2 separate regions of the Homo sapiens genome follow, and region 1 is linked to region 2. The links are chromatin contacts, found by Hi-C or POLR2A ChIA-PET in ENCODE. All regions are on one chromosome and are shown on one strand. Each heading gives the region's core, a stretch centred on a gene start or an enhancer-like site at or near the end of the contact. The rest is flanking DNA. Distances are from core to core; before and after follow the strand shown.

Evidence for each region. Hi-C counts contacts between places; a loop is a spot of excess contacts on that map. ChIA-PET counts read pairs that join two places held with the same protein, here RNA polymerase II (POLR2A). Pooled maps may share reads with other maps.
Region 1: a loop to region 2 is called in a pooled map, with 4 times the contacts of the local background. The contact joins two enhancer-like sites. A Hi-C loop is called at or near these places in 1 of 168 maps with a recorded cell type or tissue (naive thymus-derived CD4-positive, alpha-beta T cell) and 2 of 50 pooled maps. POLR2A ChIA-PET finds 5 or more read pairs at or near these places in 5 of 52 experiments (CD4-positive, alpha-beta T cell, OCI-LY7, activated CD4-positive, alpha-beta T cell and 2 more).

The regions. Positions count from the first base shown.
Region 1 is chr2:203,755,865-203,760,775 of GRCh38, forward strand. No RefSeq gene overlaps it. Among named protein-coding and RNA genes, the nearest start is that of CD28, 52 kb to the left of the region's middle. Within about 2 kb of position 3,572, at least 3 of the 41 ENCODE cell types and tissues checked have a DNase peak (open chromatin) inside an H3K27ac peak, as active enhancers do.
Region 2 is chr2:203,646,646-203,652,051 of GRCh38, forward strand. No RefSeq gene overlaps it. Among named protein-coding and RNA genes, the nearest start is that of CD28, 57 kb to the right of the region's middle. Within about 2 kb of position 3,371, at least 21 of the 41 ENCODE cell types and tissues checked have a DNase peak (open chromatin) inside an H3K27ac peak, as active enhancers do.

The DNA of each region.
Region 1 (4,911 bases), core at 2,322-4,821, 110 kb after region 2:
ATAGAAATGCTGAGTTTTGTATGTTGATTTTGTATCCTGCAACTTTACTGAATTTTGTTTATTAATTCAAATAGTTTTTTTGGTAGAGTCTTTAGGTTTTTCTAAATATAAAATCATATCATCTGCAAACAAGAATAACTGGACTTTTTCCCTCTTTAATTTGGATCCCCTTTCTTTCTTTTTTTTTTGTCTGTTTGCTCTAGCTAGAAGTTCCAGTATTGCGCTGAATAACAGTGGTGAAAGTGGGCATCCTTGTCGTGTTCCAGGTCTTAGAGGAAAAGCTTTCAGTTTTTCCCCATTCAGTATGCTAGTTGTATGCCATGTATGGCTTTTATTGTGTTGAGATACATTCCTACTATCCTTAGTTTTTTATTTAAAGGGATGTTGAATTTTATCAAATGCTTTTTTCAGCATCAAGTGAAATTATCTGGTTTTTGTTCTTCATTCTGTTGATACAATGTATCACATTGATTGATTTGCATATGCTGAACCATCCTTGCATTCCTGGGAGAAATCACACTTGGTCGTGATGAATGATTTCTTTAATGTGTTGTTGAATTTGGTTTGCTAGTATTTTGTTGAGGATTTTTACATTAAGGTTTATCAGGGATATTGGCCTGTAGTTTTCTTTTCTTGATGTATCTTTGTCTGGTTTTGGTATCATGGTAATACTGGCCTCATAGAATGGGTATGGAAGTGTTTCCTCTTCTTCTATTTTTTGGAATAGTTTAAGTAGGATTCGTATTAGTTCTTGTTTAAATGTTTGATAAAATTCAGCAATGAAGCCATTCGGTCCTGGGCTTTTCTTTGCTGGGAGATTTTTTATTATGACTTCAATCTCATTACTTCTTATTGGTCTATTCAGGTTCCGGATTTCTTCATGGTTCAATCTTGGTAGGTTGTATGTATCTAGGAATTTATTCATTTATTCTAGTTTTCCCAATTTATTGGCCTATAGTTGCTCATAGTAGTCTCTAATGATCCTTTGAATTTCTGCAGTATCAGTTGTAATGTCTCCTTTTTCATCTCTGATTATATTTATTTGGGTCTTCTCTCTTTTCTTCTTAGTATCACTAAAGATTTGTCAATTTTGTTTATCTTTTCAAAAAACCAACTATTCATTTCAGTTATCTTTTGTATTTTATTTTTGTTTTAATTACATTTGTGTCTGCTCTGATCTTTATTATTTCTTTTTTTCAGCTAATTTTGGGTTTGGTGTGCTCTTACTTTTCTAGTTCTTTAACATGTATTATTAGGTTGTTTATTTGAAGTGTTTCCTTTTCTTTTCTTTTCTTTTTTTTTAGACAGAGTCTTGCTCTGTCGCCCAGGCTGGAGTGCAGTGGCTGATCTCGGCTCACTGCAAGCTCTGCCTCCTGGGTTCATGCCATTCTCCTGCCTCAGCCTCTCGAGTAGCTAGGACTACAGCCACCACGCCCAGCTAATTTTTTTTGTTTTTTGTATTTTTAGTAGAGACAGGGTTTCACTGTGTTAGCCAGGATGGTCTCGATCTCCTGACCTTGTGATCTGCCCACCTTGGCCTCCCAAAGTGCCAGGATTACAGGCATGAGCCACCGTGCATGGCCACAATGTTGTAATATTCTGTGTACTTACTATTACCAGTGAGTTTTGTACCTTCAGATGATTTTTTATTGCACATTAATGTTCTTTTCTTTCAGATTAAAAACTCCCTTTAGCATTTCTTATAGGACAGTTCTGATGTTGATGAAGTCCCTCAGCTTTTGTTTGTCTGGAAAAGTCTTTATTTCTCCACCATGTTTGAAGGATATTTCCACCAGATATACTATTCTAGGATAAAAGTTTTTTTCTTTCAGCATTTTAAATATGTCATGCCACTCTATCCTGGCCTGTATGTTTTACACTGAAGAGTCTGCTGCCAGACATATTGAAGCTCCATTATATGCAATTTATTTCTTGCTGCTTTTGGGATACTTTCTTTATCCTTGACCTTTGGGAGTTTGATTATTAAATGTCTTGAAATAGTCTCATTTGGGTTAAATCTGCTTGGTGTTCTATAATCCTCTTGTACTTGAATATTGATATATTTCTCTAGGTTTGGAAAGTTCTCTTTTTTTTTTATCCCTTTGAATAAATTTTCTACTCCAATCTCTATCTCTATCTCTTCTTTAAGGCCAATAACTCTTAGATTTGCCCTTCCAAAGCTGTTTTCTAGATCTTGTAGGTGTGCTTCATTCTGTTTTCTCCTCTCACTGTGTATTTTCAAGTAGCCTATCTTCAAGCTCATGAATTCTTTCTTCTGCTTGATCAATTCTGCTGTTGAAAGACTGATGCATTCCTTAATATGTCAACTGTATTTTTCAGCTCCAGAATTTCTACTGGATTTTTTTTTTTTTTTGAGACGGAGTCTTGCTCTGTGGCCCCAGGCTGGAGTGCAGTGGCGCAATCTCGGCTCACTGCAAGCTTCGCCTCCCGGGTTCATGCCATTCTCCTGTCTCAGCCTCCTCAGTAGCTGGGATTACATGTGCCTGCCACCACGCCCAGCTAATTTTTTTGTATTTTTTAGTAGAGACGGGGTTTCACCATGTTAGCCAGGATGGTCTCGATCTCCTGACCTCGTGATCCACCCGCCTTGACCTCCCAAAGTGCTGGGATTACAGGCGTGAGCCACCACGCCTGGCCTGGATTTTTAAAAATTATTTCAATCTCCTTGTTAAATTTATCTGATAGGATTTTGAATTCCTTCTTTATGTTTTCATGAATTTCACTGAGCTTCCCCAAAACACATATTTTGAATTATCTATCTGAAAGGTCACATATTTCTGTCACTCCGGGATTGGTCCACTGGTGCCTGATTTAGTTGATTTGGAGTGGTCATGTTTTCTTGGATGGTCTTGATGCTTGTGGAAATTTATCATTGTTTGGGCATTGAGGAGTTCGGTATTTATTGTAGTTTTCACAGTCTGGGCTTGTTTGTACCTGTCCTTTTTGGGAAGGCTTTCCAAGTATTCAAAGAAAATTGAGTGTTGTGATTTAAATCTTTGATCACTATAACCATACCTGCATTAGCAGGCACCATAAGCCCAGTAATGCCGTGACTCTTGCAGATTCATACAGGTACCATCTTGGTGGCCTTAGATAAGATCCAGGAGAATCCCTAGATTACCAGGCAGAGATTCTTGTTCTCTTCCCTTACTTTCCCCTAAACAAATGAAGTCCCATTGTCCATGCTGAGCTTCCTGGAATTGGGGGAGGGGTGGCACAAGCACCGTTGTGGCCATCAGCACTGGGCTACACTGAGTCAGACTCAAAGTGTAGCACAGCACACTGAGTCTTACGCAAGGCCTGCAGTGACTACTGCCTGGCTACTGCAAATGTTCACTCAAGGCCAAGGGCTCTTCAGTCAGCAGGTGGTGAATCCATCCAGGCTTGTGTCTTTTTCTTCAGGGAGGTGAGCTTCCCCTGGCCCAGGGCAGGTCCAGAAATGCCATCGGGCAGCCAGGGCCTGGAGTCAGGAACCTGAGGAATGTACTTGGTGCTCTATCCTCCTGCAGCTGAGCTGACACCCAAGCCACAAGATAAAGTCTTTCCCACTCTTCCTTTTCCTTTCCTTATGCAGAAGGAGTTTCTCTCCCTGTCCACCACTGCCCTAGGCCCATGACAAATACTGTCAGGCTATGGCTGAAGTTCACACAAAGCCCAAGGGCTTTTCAGTCAGCTTGTGGTGAGTGCTGCCATGCTTGGGTCTCTCCTTTCAGGGCAGTGGGCTCCCCTCTAGCCTGGGGCAGGTCTAGAAATGCCTTCCAGGAACCAAGGCCTGGAATCTGGGACCCCAAGAGCCTGCTCAGTGCTCTACCCTACTGTAGCTGAGCTGGTCCCCAAGCTGCAAAACAAAGTCCCCTTTAATTTTCCCTCTCCTTTCCTCGAGCAGAAGGAGTCTCTCCCTGAGGCCACCACAGCTTGGAATGCACTGAGTCACAGCAGAAGCCAGCATGGCTCTGAGTCTCACCCAAGGCCTGTGGCAAGTACTGCCTGGCTACCACTGATATTTATTCAAGGCCAAAGGGCTCTTTAGTCAGCAGGTGATTAATCCTGCCAGGACTGGGTCCTTTCCTTCAAGGCAGCAGGTTCCCTTCTGGACCTAAATGTGTCTAGAAATGTTTTTCAGGAGCTAGTGCCTGGAATGGGGGCCTCAGGACTCTGCCTGGTGCCCTAACCTACTGTGGGTGAGTTGGTATCCAAGTTGCAAGAAAAGGTCCTCTTCACGCTCCCCACTCCTCTCCTCAAACAGAAGGAAGGAGCCTCTCCTGGAGCTGCGAGCTGTGCTGCCTTGGGCTGGGGAGGGGTGATGCAAACACTCTCTTGGCTGCTCTGGCTGGTGTCTCACTATGTCGCATGCCCCCCAAGTCCACTGGTTTCAAGCCACATGGCATCAGTAGTTGCTTAGGAATTACAGTCCTTGTGGCCTAGACTACCTTTCAAGTTTATTTAGGACCCCAGAGTACTTTAGCCTGAAGTGGTGGGGCTTGCTGGAACTCAGGTTCTGACCACTGGGATGGGCAATTCTCCTCTGGCTAGGGTTGGTCTAGATGCTCCCTCTGTGGGTTCTGGCTGAATTCTGCCCTGTGTTGCTTTCTGCTGTGGCAGGACAGTACTGAGTTCCAACGTAAAGTCCTGCAATCACTGCACTCTTTCTCCTCCAAGCACACACATTTTCTCTCTGCTGCTGCCAGGCTATGGGGGAGGGGTGATGTCAGTGATTCAAGACAGTCTTTATTACCTTCTTCAGTGTCCCTTTCCTTGATATGATGTTAAAACCATGCACTGTGAAGGAATGTGTATTTTTGAATCCATTCTCATGTTGAATCAATCCACAGAAAGATACACAAATCTAACGTCATTTCTGTTCAAACAAACAAAAAAATTCAGTTAGTT
Region 2 (5,406 bases), core at 2,121-4,620:
ATGCTAACACCTCTTGTAGTCCTGCAGTCTGCAGCCAGATGAACCGGGTCCAAGGTTCTGGGCCTGGCCTGCTCCACCACTGCTTCCTGTCATGTGGGGGCGGCCACAGGGTGCTGGTGGGCTACACTGTTACTGCCTTCTTCGTGCTGGTGTTCACTGGGGTCCCAAGTTCTTGTCCTGTGTCCAAGAAGAATGAGATCAGACTGACAATCAACTGGTAAGAAGGGTGGAGAAGAGTTTTATTAAGTGACGAAATCGCTCTCAGGGAGGGGAGCTGCAAGGGTGGTTCCGCCACCCAAAGTCGGTGGTCTCTCTTAGTGTGGCTCAGTCTGGTGTTTTTATTGGCACAGGATGGGGGAGGGGCGGGCCATAGGTAGTATTGGAAAAGGTAACATTCAATTGATTAAAAGGCATTATTTGGAAAGAACGAATTGGAAAAGTGTGGGCAAACAGGAATGGAAATTCTCACTCTGGGTCATCAGTTTCATCTGGAACCAGCAGCCTGGTCTTTCAGGCTTCAGGCTGTTTTTGGCTTGAAGGTGCGGTTTCACCGGGGGCCCGCCCCATCTGCCTAGGTATTTTTCTGCCTCCTGCCTCTATCAACATGGTTATGATTTTCTGATTATGACAGATCCACAAAGTAAATTCAAATCTATTATCTGATGAATAAAAGGTTTTGTTCAAAGTGAGTTACTACTACTTCAATAGAAATATATTTTGAAATATTATTTCTGGAACATATAATTTTATAATATTTAACTCTAAAAGGAGCTACATTTCCTTCTCTTCCCAAAATAATGGTTTTCTTGTTTTTCTTTTCTGATTACCAAAATAATAAATTGATGCATAAAATTCAAGAAACAGAAAAGTATTAAGAAATAAAGTTATCCTAATTCCCAATGTTGACATGTTCAAAAACATCCTTTTTGATATCTTTCTATGCATTTATTTTATCCACGATATATGTGCATGTGTGTGTATGTGTGTATATATGTATACATATATATTTTTAATGTAAATGATATCATATTCTTTTGTAGTTTGCTTTTATTCAACAATCTGCCATGGAGATTTTCTTTCCTTTAATGAGTGTTAAATTCTTTTTGGCAACTGCAGAGCAACCCATTGTATGGATGTGCCAGAATTTAATTAATCCCCAACTGATGGACATTAGGTTATTTCCAGTTTATTATTAAATAAGCAAGGGCTGAGTTAACACTTTACCCCAAGAGCTTATCAGTAAAGTAGATAAATTCCTAGGAGTCTGATTCATGTTACTGATTTGCTTTTCCAAAACTGGCTTGCTTTCTAAAACCTTATTTTATATATAAATATTTATATACATGTATATATGTAATATATATATTTTACCAGCTTTCATTGCTACTAATAATATCTGAGAGTATAGAAGGAGATTTTTCAGTTCACTGACTTGAAAGTCTTCAAATATTCAGAATTACTATGCATTAATTTTGGCAAACAGGTGTCAAATGTTCTTAATGAGTAGGTTAAATGAATGTGGTAGTAATGATCAGAAGGCAAAACGAGTCTATCCAACTGTTTGTCAAGTAGTCAGAAAAAATCTCTTTTTTCTTTATGCCCCTACACACAATACTTTGGGTATACCTCTATTGGAGCACTTTTAAAATTTTGACTTATATTCTTAGGTGTCTTTCCAGTTAATGTTAGCTCTCTGAAGACAGGAACTGCGCTGCAATCCTGCAACGATCTCATACAGTGTGTTTGTCCCTTAATAAACTTTGTGGATGAATAAATAGCCACAAAATTTTCCATTTGCTTCTCCTGCATTTAGAAGCATCCACTTCCCTCTCTTCCCTTTGCTTTTGAAATATAAGTGTAATATTTGCCCAGGGTAAACAGACTTGGAGCTTGGGAGACAGCATTGTGTAATGGATGTTAATTTGGCCTGATTTCACTCTTGGCTCTCTGATTTGTTAGATCTATGAACCTGGGCAAGTTGCTTAAGTCCTAGTTTTCTCTTCTGTAAAATGAAGATAATAGATTCTACTTCAAAAAGTGTTGTATGGATTAAAGGAGATCACATTTTAAAGCCTTTAGCAAGGTGCCTACTATAATACTTGATGAAGGATAGCTATAACGATTGCTGTTTCCTCAAAGGTACAGATATCCTAATATATATATATATATATATGTATGCATGTATATATGTCATTGGCTATTTCTTGCCTTCCATTCTAGTGGACACAACAACTTCTGGGTTGAAGGCAAAAAGAACCTAAAAGTTAATAGAGATTAGGGGCTTAGGCTCTCAGTAAAATCAATTTGGAACATATGTCAGTTGATAAAAATTAGATTTTTATGACGTTTTCAAAACAAATGCTTGGAGTATTGAAATAGGGGAAGAGTAGGATTGGGCTAGGTAGTAGTAACCATAAGAGTGTTTTATTAGGGTAAAAAAAAAATAACTGTAGGCCCTATCTAGCCTAAAGCACCACATTATACAATTCCAGGGAATAAAAAAACAAAAATAAAAATGTAAAAGTTGAACTACAGTGACCTTTGTTCTTTTCTAACTAGCAACCAACTTTTCATAATGACAGCCTACTTGAGTCTTTTTGCACTAGGGTTATTATTAGTTTTTACCAGGCTTACCTTTCTGCACTTGAGCATATGTACCTGAGCTTATTTTCCATGTAACAGTTGAGTCTTAAAAACGTGGGAACGGCCAGGTGCAGTGGCTCACGCCTGTAATCCCAACACTTTGAGACACTGAGGTGGGAGAATTGCTTGAGCTCAGGAATTCCAGACCAGCCTGGGCAATATGGAGAAACCTCATCTTTGCCAAAAATACAAAAAAATTAGCTGGGTGTGGTGGCGTGTGCCTACAGTGCCAGCTACTCAGGAGGCTGAGGCAGGAGAACTGCTTGAACCTGGGAGGCAGAGGTTGCAGTGAGCTGAAATTTTGCCATTGCCCTCCAGCCTGGGTGACAGAGTGAGACTCCATTTCAAAAACAACAACAACAACAACAAAAAGCACAACTCCAAAACCAAACAGCAAGTGCTTTTTTAAAAGTTTATAGAGCAAAAGATGGCAACATCTTCTGAACATAATAAGCATTTTCAAATGTGGGTCAAAGATAGCTCCTTTTGAAAGGCAGAATTTTTAAAAAGATGAGCAAAACATTTACTTCGTGGAACTTAGTGAATATCCTCTTCTCTGTAAGCAAAAATACACTTCTCCCCATTCCTCTAAGGATGCCAGATCCTGATTCATTTTCTGTTCAAGACTCAGCAGAAACACAATGCTCCATTTTATAGAGGGTTATTGCAACACAATGACGGCACTATAATTTCTGTCAGGGTGAAGTGCTTCACTTGGCTTTGGGCCAGTGAAACTCAGTGTTGTTTAGCCCTTCTGTAATTTTGGACACAGGCAAATACCTTCATGTTTATGCATTCTGTATGCTTTTAGGAAGCATTTTTAAAATGTGGTTTTAACAGCATCTCATTAGAAGCAGCAGTTGGATTTTCCATGTGACCAGATTTCTTATCCCTGGTGTGAACATTTAGTTTTTAAGGCATTGCAAATGAAAGCACCACCCACTTCTGAGGCCAAAGCAGTCGTAAAACCCCTTTGTCAAAGGAAACCTGTAATTGTAAAATTCCTCCTTGATTTCATCGTTCATGTGGACTGAAATAGAGTTCCTCTTTTTTTTTTTTTTTTTGGTCTGGTTATGTGGTGTGTGGTCATTCCTTTTTTTTTTTTTTTTTGAGACCAAGTCTCGCTCTGTTGCCAGGCTGGAGTGCAGTGGCACGATCTTGGCTCACTGCAATCTCTGCCTCCTGGCTTCAAGCTATTCTCCTGCCTCAGCCTCCCGAGTAGTTGGGATTACAGGTGTGTGCCACCAAACCCAGCTAATTTTTGTATTTTTAGTAGAGACGGAGTTTCACCATGTTGGCCAGGATGGTCTCCATCTCCTAACCTCATGATCTGCCTGCCTCGGCCTCCCAAAGTGCTGGGATTACAGGCGTGAGCCACCGCGCCCAGCCCCAGTGTGTGGTCATTCTTAATGTTGTTTTGAAGAAGTTATAGACAGTTAAGGAAACATCTTAGAGAACTGGCCAAGCTCTAAAGCTAGGCACATTTCATATTTTTGTCTATTTAATAAAAAAGGACAAGACTGTTTTCCCGGAAGCCTCCTGGTCCGACTCCCAATACCTGCCTGTGGATAGCACTGTGGACTTTTGTCCCAGAAGACTAGTGTCTGGATAAATGTTTTGTAAGCCTTACTTCCTGGATGGGAGCCAACTGATTGCTTACACGTGATACTCATCTCCCCATGAACAGTCATGGTGGCTGCTGTGTACTGGAGTCCTGCAGCTGTAAAGGGGACACGCTAGAAGGAGAGAAGGGAACAGTCCTTTGCAGGAGCACAGCTGTGTAGCAGGCCTTTGATCCAACAGCAAAACCAAGCCTAGCAAGTTAGTTATCTCATTCCTTTTTAGCAATATGACATGACGAACATGCTGCAATGACTTCCAAATACTTCCCTCCTTTTTGCTTAGATTGGGGGTAGAATGAGGATAGAAAATGAGAGGTCTAGGGAAAAACAAAGTATTTGTGTATTCAGACATTTATTGACTCTAAATGCAAACATTTACTAAGTCCTCTCTGCAGGCCAGGTACTGTGCTCAATGTTTTACATGAGTTCTCTCTCTCAATTCTTACCATAACCACCAAGTAGATAAATCCCAACTTCTGTTTAGCAGTTGAGGAAATTGAGCCTTTGGGGAGGTTAAGAAACTTGCCCAAGGTAACATAGTAGTAAGAGGCAAAGCTGGGACTCTATCCTGATGCGATGCCAAGCCTATGCTCTTAACCACTGTGCTATACTGCCTCCCTGTGTTAGAATATCTTTTATCTTTTATCCCCAGCACTGTGGAAGAGAAGTAGAAGATAACAAACCTGCTACATGGTAGATGCCTGGAGATAATATTATGTATGTTTGCCATTATATTATATTCTTATGTTAGGGTACACTAAATTGCTATGTTCTATTTGAAACAACCAGGAAACCTAACTGGGCTCAAGCAAATGTAATTCAAGCTGTTTGATCTCTAAAATATGATTATAATGATCTCTTCTTATTGGCCTCTCTGTCTGTCCCTGGCTTTCTGAAGAGATCTTTTGTTTTGTATGTACAGTTGTTACTGAGAAATACCAGCTGCAGGGGAACAATTCATGACATTACCTTCTCCCCAGCATTTTCCCTCCCCACAACCCCCGGTCCTGGAGAGTGCTGTTATTTTGAATGAATATGATTGACAGAGATGGGAAGGTCTCACTTTTGTTTATCTTATAAAATTTACTGAAGCCAAAACTTCTCCAAAAGAGGTCCCAGCATTTTCCTTTGGTTCAGACAC